Linked DNA regions of Homo sapiens: region 2 is linked to region 1. Evidence: chromatin loops called from intact Hi-C (ENCODE). Cell type or tissue: Calu3. All regions are shown on one strand. Links, peaks and the distances in the headings refer to the core of each region. The heading gives the core; the rest is flanking DNA. Region 1 has its middle 110 kb from the start of AMER1. Region 2 overlaps ZC3H12B (zinc finger CCCH-type containing 12B).

What was found. A loop is a pair of places that touch in the nucleus more often than their neighbours do. Peaks named below come from ENCODE experiments on the same cell type or tissue, not always from the same donor. Only the 100,000 strongest peaks of a DNase experiment are listed, where the experiment ranks them.
Region 2: it touches region 1 in a loop (12-fold over the local background); 6 of 110 quality-filtered maps call a loop at or near these places.

The regions. Positions count from the first base shown.
Region 1 is chrX:64,089,735-64,095,127 of GRCh38, reverse strand. No RefSeq gene overlaps it. Among named protein-coding and RNA genes, the nearest start is that of AMER1, 110 kb to the left of the region's middle. In Calu3, for the core only: no CTCF peak of the experiment used is centred there; no DNase peak of the experiment used is centred there.
Region 2 is chrX:65,449,842-65,455,234 of GRCh38, reverse strand. All of the region lies in intron 5 of ZC3H12B (zinc finger CCCH-type containing 12B), which reads right to left. Among named protein-coding and RNA genes, the nearest start is that of LAS1L, 82 kb to the left of the region's middle. In Calu3, for the core only: no CTCF peak of the experiment used is centred there; a DNase peak (open chromatin) is centred at 3,344.

The sequences.
Region 1 (5,393 bases), core at 206-5,205:
CTTTGTGATAATACTCCTTTAAAGGCCTCTATGCTCTTCTCATGTTCTCTTCCTTTCTTTCCTTTCCCCAAATGGCTCTCAGGAAAAGCTTGGCTAATAGTCTTTAGACTCCTTAAGAGGTTTAACACTAACATAAATTCACTGAGGTCTTTTCCTTTTTTGACATGGAGAAACAGGCCCAGAGAAATAACCATCTTCATTCTTGAGGAGATTTATGTTCAGATGAAATCATTTCTGAGGAAAAAAACAACAAGACAAGACATCAGACCTGGGAAGGGATCTCTAGTAGAAAGCTCATTCTCCTTGTGCCTTTCGAGCCCTAATTTGGTAGAGGAAAGGGGAAGAAGGTCATGAGGGAAGGATTCCAGCTAAAGTGTGTGGGTGAGCACCTCCTTAAACCCAAAGATTAAGATTTTATACTTTACAAAGATTGGAAATAGGCAAACGGCAGATAATATTTTTAGAAATTGTCTCGTTTGAGTGTCAGAGTTGCTCGTAGCAGGAAAGAGGCCTGCCATGTTTGGGAATGGGGAAGAAAGCTGGGGCATCCCACTCAGAAACCAGACTCTCAAACTCTCACTGCTCAGGTCACGGAAGAACGTTTAAGTTCTCTCTGCCTCATGACCTCACTTAGGCCTCATTAGCTTAGTTCCTTTTCTAGAGGGCTCCATGGTCACTTAAGCCCAGTCCAGGAACGAGTAATCTTTTGAGTATCTGTATGTCCTCTCTTTTAGGCTATTCACATTCCCCTCACCTCCTCCACCTCCAAATCTCATTTGGGAGAGGAAACCTTTGAATATACTTCCACCAGTATCACTTCTTCCCAGGGTCTCTGAAATCCTACATAACACTTGGACCCAGCTGGGAAGCTATTGGGAAATGAGATGTCAAAACTTCAGTACCATTTCTTGTCAACATTGGGATTGTGCTCACAGCTAAACTGTAGGACAGGGGCTGATAAATGAGTACTCACCCCACCCTTGACTGTACTCTGGGAGAGCCCTAATGTATCTAGAACAGCAGTCACCAATTAGGCCTTCTCTTTGACAATAGCTGTCTCCTTTGCTTATTCCTGCTTATAGGAATCCTACTGATTAGGTTCTCTTTCTGAGAACCTTTAATTGAGTACTTTTTGTGTTTTGAGCACCCTCTAGAGACCACATTTTACCAATGCAGGCCGAGCTTTATGGCAAATTGATAGTTTTTCCAACTTCAAGAATGCATCCCCTCAGGCATTTAAACTAATCTCTGCCCCAGCCTCAAAGTAGGAGGTGCAGAATTCCAGGGGCACTGAAAGATGGAGCTTGATAGGGCCGTATAGATGACCTAGTGCTTCCCTAATTTAAAGGTAGGCCCAGACAGATAGTGACTGAATTAAGCCCCATCAATTCTAGGCAAGTGTGTTTTTCCACTATAGAGGAAATGAGGCATAGAGAGGTTAACTGACTTATTCATGTTTGCCTGCTAATAAGTGGTAGAATCAGAATTAAGACCCAGGCAGTTTGACTCCTTAGCCCAAGCTCCTCTTTTGTCTCTTCCCTTTCCCCTCCTTCCGTCCCATGTCTGATCAGTCACTAAGTTCACCAAGTCCTTGATGTGTATGTAAATCATGCGGGGCCATTGCTTAAAATTCCCCTCTGAGTCACCTGAAGAGCCTGGATTTTATTCTGTGTTTTGCACTTGACTTGCTGTTAAGCCAGATCTTCCTCATCCTGTATTTATACAATTGATTTCTTTTTAAATCCAAGCTTAGGATTTCACTTTATCCCTTTTGGATATCACATTGTTGTTTTCCATTCATCTGTTGGTATAAGTTGAGCTCCATTTAGGTATGGGTTTTTGAACAGCTAAGTCCACCAAACTGTAGCATCGTCCAGTTAAAGTTTTCCATATAGTCCACAAAGATTTCCTGAGAAATGTTACTTTGTGTATATTCTTTAGTTTTGGCAAGCCATTTGAAAGTAAGTAGCAGATAACATGATACTTTACCCCTAAATACTTTAGCAGGCAGCTTTTAAAAATGGGGGCATTTTCCTACGTAACTGTAATACAATCCCCATGGTATAGAAAATTAGTAATAACTCACAATATTATCTAATATATAATCCACATTCAAATTTTCCCCAATAGATCCCCAAAATGGAATTTTTGAAGCAGAATCCAACGAAGGTCCTCAAGTTGTATTTCATTATGTCTCTTTAATCTAGGAAGGTCCTCTCATCTGTTTTCCCACATGATATTGATATTTTAACGAGACCAGATCAATTGTCTTATAAATGTTCCACATCCTGGGTTTGTTTAATTGCTTCCCCAGGGTGTAATTTAATTTGATCCTCCATCCCCTATATTTTCTGTAAAACTGGAATTTAGGTCTAAAGGAATAAATAGCTTTAGATTAAATATTTTTGGTAAGAGTACTTCATAGGTGATGCTGGTATTTAGTATTGTACAGCACATCAAGACACACACACACATTGGTTTGTGTTTTATTAACGAAGCTATGTTTGATCATTTGATGAAGTGACCTTTCCTTTATAAAGGTACGTTTTTCCTTTGCAGTTATGACTTGTTTTGTAATTTTTACTTATGCCCCTGCTGCATCTTCAGTGTGGAAAGACCAGGAGTATCTACTCCATAGAGACCCCACATCTTTTATCCTTGGAGAGACAAAAGAAAAACATGGATTACTTGAGAGCAGTGATTGTCCTTCTAGGTTCACCCTTCTGATGCTTTTCTGTCCTGTAAGCATCAAAATAAGAGCAACCACCTTCTATCAAGAGCACAGTGAGGGCCAGAAGAGGGGTAGCAGCTGTCTCCAAATCTTGCACTTTTAATCACTGTGCTTTATTTCCCTAATATTGAGTCCTGAGGGACTTTGCATATGGTCACACAGGTTCAGGTTGTACACTGTTCAACTCCAAGGAACATCATTCACCAAGTAACTGGCATGTCCTAGAGTTGTGCTATGGAGAACTTGCATGACCATATGCAGCTTTCTTGTGTGTCTCTTCTCTTTGATAAAAAAATGGGGGAATATATTTGGCCCTTGGATATATGAGATCTGACTGAGGATGTGCTCAAATTACTCTTGCCTTATGAATCTTGATTTCCTCATATAAAAAGCAATGGGCTCAACTAAATGCTTCCCAACGTGTGGCATGGGTTCTAGAGGTGACATTGGATATGATTATAGTGGCTACCATGATCATTTTTTTACAAGTTAGAAATTTATTTTATGCTTATCTTTTGATGGTGGAATATTGCTGCTTCTCCACTTAAAAAAGTGTTATAGTTTCCTTTTAAAATGAATTTCTGCAAGTAAAAATATAGTTGATTTAAATAAAATATTTTGTATACAGTTGCATACCTAGTAGTTTTTAAATTATACTTTAAGTTCTTGGGTGCATGTGCAGAATGTACAGTTTTGTTACATAGGTATACATGTGCCATGGTGGTTTGCTTCACCCATCAACCTATCATCTACATTAGGTATTTCTCCTAATTTTATCCCTCCCCTAGCCCCCACCCCCTGAAAGGCCCCAGTGTGTGATGTTCCCCTCCCTGTGTCCATGTGTTCTCATTGTTCAGTTCCCACTTATGAGTGAGAACGGTGTTTGGTTTTCTGTTGTTGTGTTAGTTTGCTGAGAATGATGTTTTCCAGCTTTATCCATGTCCCTGCAAAGGACATGAAATCATCTTTTTTATGGCTGCATAGTAGTCCATGATGTACATGTGCCACATTTTCTTCATCCAGTCTATCATTGATGGACATTTGGGTTGATTCCAAGTCTTTGCTATTGTGAATAGTGTTGAAAAAAAAAAAAACCTTCTTCATGCGTCTTTATAGTAGAATGATTTATAATCCTTTGGGTATATACCCAGTAATGGGATTGCTGGGTCAACTGGTATTTCTGGTTCTAGATCCTTAAGGAATCGCCACACTGTTTTCCACAATGGTTGAACTAATTTACACTCCCACCAACAGCGTAAAAGCGTTACTATTTCTCTACATCCTCTCCAGCATCTGTTGTTTCCTGACTTTTTAATGATCGCCATTCTAACTGGTGTGAGATGGTATCTCATTGTGGTTTTGATTTGCATTCTCTAATGACCAGAGATGATGAGCTTTTTTTCATGTTTGTTGACCACATAAATGTCTTCTTTTGAGAAGCGTCTGTTCATATCCTTTACTCACTTTTTGATGGGGTTGTTTTTCTCTTGTAAATTAGTTTGTTATTTGTAGATTTTGGATATCAGCCCTTTGTTAGATGGACAGATTGCAAAAATTTTCTCCCATTCTGTAGGTTGCCTGTTCACTCTGATGATAGTTTCTTTTGCTATGAAGACAGTCTTTAGTTTAATTAGATTCCATTTGTCAATTTTGGCTTTTGTTGCCATTGCTTTTGGTGTTTTAGACATGAAGTCCTTGCCCATGCCTATGTCTTGAATGGTATTGCCTGGGTTTTCTTCTAGGGTTTTTATGGTTTTAGGTATTATGTTTAAGTCTTTAATCCATCTTGAGCTAATTTTTGTATAAGGTGTAAGGAAGGGATCCAGTTTCAGTTTTCTGCATATGGCTAGCCAGTTTTCCCAACACCATATATTAAATAGGGAATCCTTTTCCCATTGCTTGTTTTTGTCAGGTTTGTCAAAGATCAGATGATTGTAGATGTGTGGTATTATTTCTGTGGCGTCTGTTCTGTTCCATTGGTCTATATCTCTGTTTTGGTACCAGTACCATGCTGTTTTGGTTATTGTAGCCTTGTAGTATAGTTTGAAGTCAGGTAGCGTGATGCTTCCAGCTTTGCTCTTTTTGCTTAGGATTTTCTTGGATATGCAGGCTCTTTTTTGGTTCCATATGAAATTTAAAGTTCTTTTTTCTAATTCTGTGATGAAAGTCAATGGTAGCTTGATGGGGATAGCATTGACTCTATAAATTACTTTGGGCAGTATGACCATTTACACGATATTGATTCTTCCTATCCATGAGCATGGAATGTTTTTCCATTTATTTGTGTCCTCTCTTATTTCCTTGAGCAGTGGTTTGTAGTTCTCCTTAAAGAGGTCCTTCACATCCCTTGTAAGTTGGATTCCTAGGTATTTTATTCTCTTTTTAGCAATTTTTAATGGGAGTTCACTCAAGATTTTGCTCTCTGTCTATTATTAGTGTATAGGAACGCTTGTGATTTTTGCACATTGATTTTGTATCTTGAGACTTTGCTGAAGTTGCTTATCAGCTTAAGGAGATTTTGGGCTGAGACCATGGGGTTTTCTAAATATACAATCTTGTCATCTGCAAACAGAGACAATTTGACTTTTTCTATTCCTATTTGAATACCCTTTATTTCTTTCTCTTGCCTGATTGCCCTGGCCAGAACTTCCAATACAATGTT
Region 2 (5,393 bases), core at 249-5,248, 1.4 Mb before region 1:
CTTTTTTCAAGGTTTTTAACTTCTTTGCCATGGGTTCAAACTTCCTCCTTTAGCCCAGAGTAGTTTGATCTTCTGAAGCCTTCTTCTCTCAACTTGTCAAAGTAATTCTCCATCCAGCTTTGTTGCATTGCTGTTGAGGAGCTGCATTCCTTTGGAGGAGGAGAGGTGCTCTGATTTTTAGAATTTTCAATTTTTCTGCTCTGTTTTTTCCCCATCTTTGTGGTTTTATCTACTTTGGTCTTTGATGATGGTAATGTACAGGTGGGGTTTTGGTGTGGATGTCCTTTCTGTTTTTTAGTTTTCCTTCTAACAGTCAGGACCCTCAGCTGCAGGTGTGTTGCAGTTTGCCGGAAATCCACTCCAGACCCTGTTTGCCTGGGTATCAGCAGTGGAGGCTGCAGAACAGCGGATATTGGTGAACAGCAAATGTTGCTGCCTGATCTTTCCTCTGGAAGTTTTGTCTCAGAGGAGTACCCGGCCATGTGAGGTGTCAGTCTGCCCCTACTGGGGTGTGCCTCCCAGTTAGGCTACTTGGGGGTCTGGGACCAACTTGAGGAGGCAGTCCGTCCATCCTCCGATCTCCAGCTGCGTGCTGGAGAACCACTACTCTCTTCCAAGCTGTCAGACAGGGACACTTAAGTCTGCAGAGGTTTCTGCTGCCTTTTATTTGGCTATGCCCTGCCCCCAGAGGTGGAGTCTACAGAGTCAGTCAGGCCTCCTTGAGCTGTGGTGGGCTCCACCCAGTTCACGCTTCCCAGCTGCTTTGTTTACCTACTCAAGCCTCGGCAATGGTGGGCGCCCCTCCCCCTGCCTCACTGCCGCCTTGCAGTTTGATCTCAGACTGCTGTGCTAGCAATGAGCGAGGCTCTGTGGGTGTAGGACCCTCCGAGCCAGGCGTGGGATATAATCTCCTGGTGTGCTCTTTGCTAAGACCGTCGGAAAAGCACAGTATTAGGGTGGGAGTGACCCAATTTTCCAGGTGCTGTCTGTCACCCCTAGGAAAGGGAGTTCCCTGACCCCTTGTGCTTCCCAGGTGAGGTGATGCCTCGCCCTGCTTCAGCTCAGGCTTGGTGCACTGCACCCACTGTCCTGCACCCACTGTCTGACAATCCCCAGTGAGATGCACCTGGTACCTCATTTGGAAATGCAGAAATCATTTGTCTTCTGCGTCACTCACGCTGGGTGCTGTAGACTGGAGCTGTTCCTATTCGGCCATCTTGGCTCCACCCTTTCTGAGATTTTTCATGCACTCATCACCCGAGCAGTGTACACTGTACCCAATGTGTAGTCTTTTGTCTCTCACCCCCCTCCCATCCTTTCCTCCAAGTCCCCAAAGTCCATTGTATAATTCTTATGCCTTTGCATCGTTATAGCTTAGCTCCCACTTATGAGTGAGAACATATGATGTTTGGTTTTCCATTACTGAATTACTTCACTGAGAATAATGGTTTCTAATTCCATCCAGGTTGCTGCAAATGCCATTATTTTATTCCTTTTTGTGTGTGTGTGACATGGTCTCACTCTGTCACCTAGGCTCGAGGCTCGAGTGCGGTGGCATGATCTCGGTTCACTGCAACCTCTGCCTCCTGTGTTCAAACAATTATCCCACCTCAGCCTCCCGAGTAGCTGGGACTACAGGCGTGCACCACCACACCCAGATGATTTTTGTATTTTTTGGTAGAGAAAGTGTTTCACCATGTTGACTAGGCCGATCTTGAACTCCTGATCTCAGGTGATCCACCTGCCCTGGCCTCCCAAAGTGCTGGAATTACAGGCATGAGCAACCGCACCTGGTCTCGTTCCTTTGCATGGCTGATTACTATTCTATTTTATATATATATATATATATATATATATATATATATATATATATATGCATTTGAGCTGGTTCCATATTATTGCAATTGAGAATTGAGAATTGTGCGCCTATAAACATGTGTGTGCAACTGTCTTTTTCATATAATGGCTTCTTTTCCTCTGGATACATATAGAGTAGTGGGATTGCTGGATCAAATGGTAGTTCTACTTTCTATTTTGGCTTTATTTCTGAGTTCTCTATTCTGTTCCATTGGTCTATGTGCCTATTTTTATACCAGTACCATGCTGTTTTGGTGATGATGGCCTTATGGTATAATTTGAAGTCAGATAATGTGATGCCTCCAGCAGATTTGATCTTTTTGCTTAGTCTTGCATTGGCTATGTGGGCTCTTTTTCGGTTCCATCTGTGCCTTAGGATTGTTTTTTCTAGTTCTGTGAATGATGGTGGCATTTTGATGGGAACTGCATTGAATTTGTAGATTGCTTTTAGCAGTATGTTCATTTTTACAATATTGATTTTACCCATCCATGAACATGGTGTGTGTGTGTGTGTGTGTGTGTGTGTGTGTGTGTGTTTAGATGGAGTCTCACTCTGTTGCCCAGGCTGGAATGCAATGGCACTATCTTGGCTTGCTGTAACCTCCACCACTCAGGTTCAAGCAATTCTCCTGCCTCAGCCTCCCGAGCAGCTGGGATTACAGGCACCTACCACTACGCCTGGCAAATTTTTGTATTTTTAGTAGAGATGGGGTTTCACCATGTTGGCCAGGCTGGTCTTGAATTCCTGACCTCAGTTGATCCACCCACCTCGGCCTCCCAAAGTGTTGGGATTACAGGCGTGAGCCACCACGCCCAGCCAGTATGTGTTTTCATTTGTTTGTGTCATCTATGATTTCTATCAGCAGTGTTTTGTAGTTTTCCTTGTAGAGGTCTATCACCTCTTTGGTTAGGTATATTCCCAAGTGTTTTTTTTTTTTTCAGCTATTGTAAAAGTGGTTGTGTTCTTGATTTGATTCTCAGCTTGGTTGCTGATGATGTATAGCATAGCTAATGATATGTGTACATTAATTTTGTATCCTGAAACTTTGCTGAATTCATTTATCAGTTCTAGCAGCTTTTTGGAGGTGTCTTTAGGGTTTTCTAGGTATACAATCATGTCATCAGCAAACAGTGATCGTTTGACTTCCTCTTTACTGATTTGGATGCCTTTTATTTCTTTCTCTGGTCTGATTGCCCTGGCTAGGACTTCCAGTACTATATTGAATAGAAGTGGTGAGAGTGGGCAACCTTGTCATGTTCCAGTTCTCAGGGGGAATAGAAATCCCATTAGTTTGACACTGGAGTATTCACTTTTTCCTTATGAAAGACCCACAACTGGCTCTTCAAGATTTACTTTGAAATCTCATTTCAACCTAGCTCTGACCATCAACGCTGAAACCATTATTTCACCTATATGTCCAAATCAATAAAGCCTCTCCATAAAGAAAAAAAGCAGCAGCAGCTCAGTGGCTTGTTGTACTGCCAGAGAACCTACAGTACTCCAGTGAAACACCAGAGGGAGCAAGACACTATAAGCTCCTGAAAAAGAAACTGGCAAGATTCACTAATAAGGAAATTAAACGCACAAACCCAGAGAAGATGTATCTCTTCTAAAAATGTGAGAAGCCCTCAGAATCTCTAACCAGGCTGAGCTAGTAAAGATCTTCCCATTTACAAAGACATCCCATAAAGACTAGAAGAGGTAGCTGCTTTTTCATATATAACAATGACAACAAAAGGCTGAGCACAGTGGCTGATGCCTGTAATACAAACACTTTGGAAGGCTGAGGCAGAAGGATTACTTAAGGCTGAGTTCAAAAGCAGCCTGAGCAACATAGTGATACCTCCATATCTACATAAAATAAAAATAAAAATAAAGAAAAAATAAAAAGGAACATGAAGAAACAGAGAAACATAGCCCAATCAAAATAGCAATATAAATCTCTAGACACTGATCCTAAAGAAATGAAGACTTATGCATTATCTGACAAAGAATTCAAAGCAATCACTTAAAAGAAGTTCCATACACTACTTGAGAACACACACAACTAAATGATAAGGAACAAATCAAGAATATCAACAAAGAAATAGAAATTATAAAAAAACAAAAACAAAAACAAAAAAATGAGGCTGGGCTTGGTGGCTCACACCTGTAATCCCAGGACTTTGGGATACCGAGGTGTGTGGCTCACTCGAGGTCAGAAGTTCAAGACCAGCTTGGCTAACACGGTGAAACCCCATCTCTACTATAAATACAAAAAAATTAGCCAGGCATGGTGGCATGCGCCTGTAATTCCAGTTGTTTGCGAGGCTGAGGCAGAAGAATCGCTTGAACCCAGGAGGTGGAGCTTGCAGTGAGGTGAGATCGCACCACTGCACTTCAGCCTGGATGAACAAAAGAATTGAATTAATACTATTGCTTTTCACATATATATGTATGTGTATATATATATATGTGTGTGTGTGTATATATGTATATATATACATATATACACATATGTATATATATACATATATACACATATGTATATATATACATATATACACATATGTATATATATACATATATACACATATGTATATATATACATATATACACATATGTATACATATACATATATACACATATGTATATATATATACATATATACACATATGTATACATATACATATATACACATATGTATACATATACATATATACACATGTATACATATACATATATACACATATGTATACATATACATATATACACATATGTATACATATACATATATACACATATGTATACATATACATATATACACATATGTATACATATACATATATACACATATGTATACATATACATATATACACATATGTATACATATACATATATACACATATGTATACATATACATATATACACATATATATACATATATGTATATATATACACATATAAATATATATATGTATATACACACATATATATACATATATATACACATATAAATATATATATGTATATACACACATATATATACACATATATATACATATATATGTATATATATATATATTTTTTTTTTGAGATGAAGTCTTGCTCTGTCGCCCAGGCTGGAAGGCAGTGACATGATTTCAGCTCACTGCAACCTCCAACTCCCGGTTCAAGTAATTCTCCTGCCTCAGCCTCCCAAGTAGCTGGGATTACAGGTGTCTGCAACCACGCCCGGCTAATTTTTGTATTTTTAGTAGAGACAGGGTTTCGCCATCTTGGCCAGGCTGGTCTTGAACTCCTGACCTCACGATCTACCCTCCTCAGCCTCCCAAAGTGTTGGGATTACAGGCGTGAGTTACCACGCCCAGCCTAAAAATATATATTTTTTATTTCAATAGCTTTTGGGGTACAAGTGGCTTTTGGTTACATGAATGAATTGTATGGTGGTGAAATCTGAGATTTTAGCACACTGATCACCTGAGTAGTGTAAATTGAACCCAACATATAGTTTTTTATCTGTTAGTCCCCTCTTACCCTCATGCTTCTGAGTCTC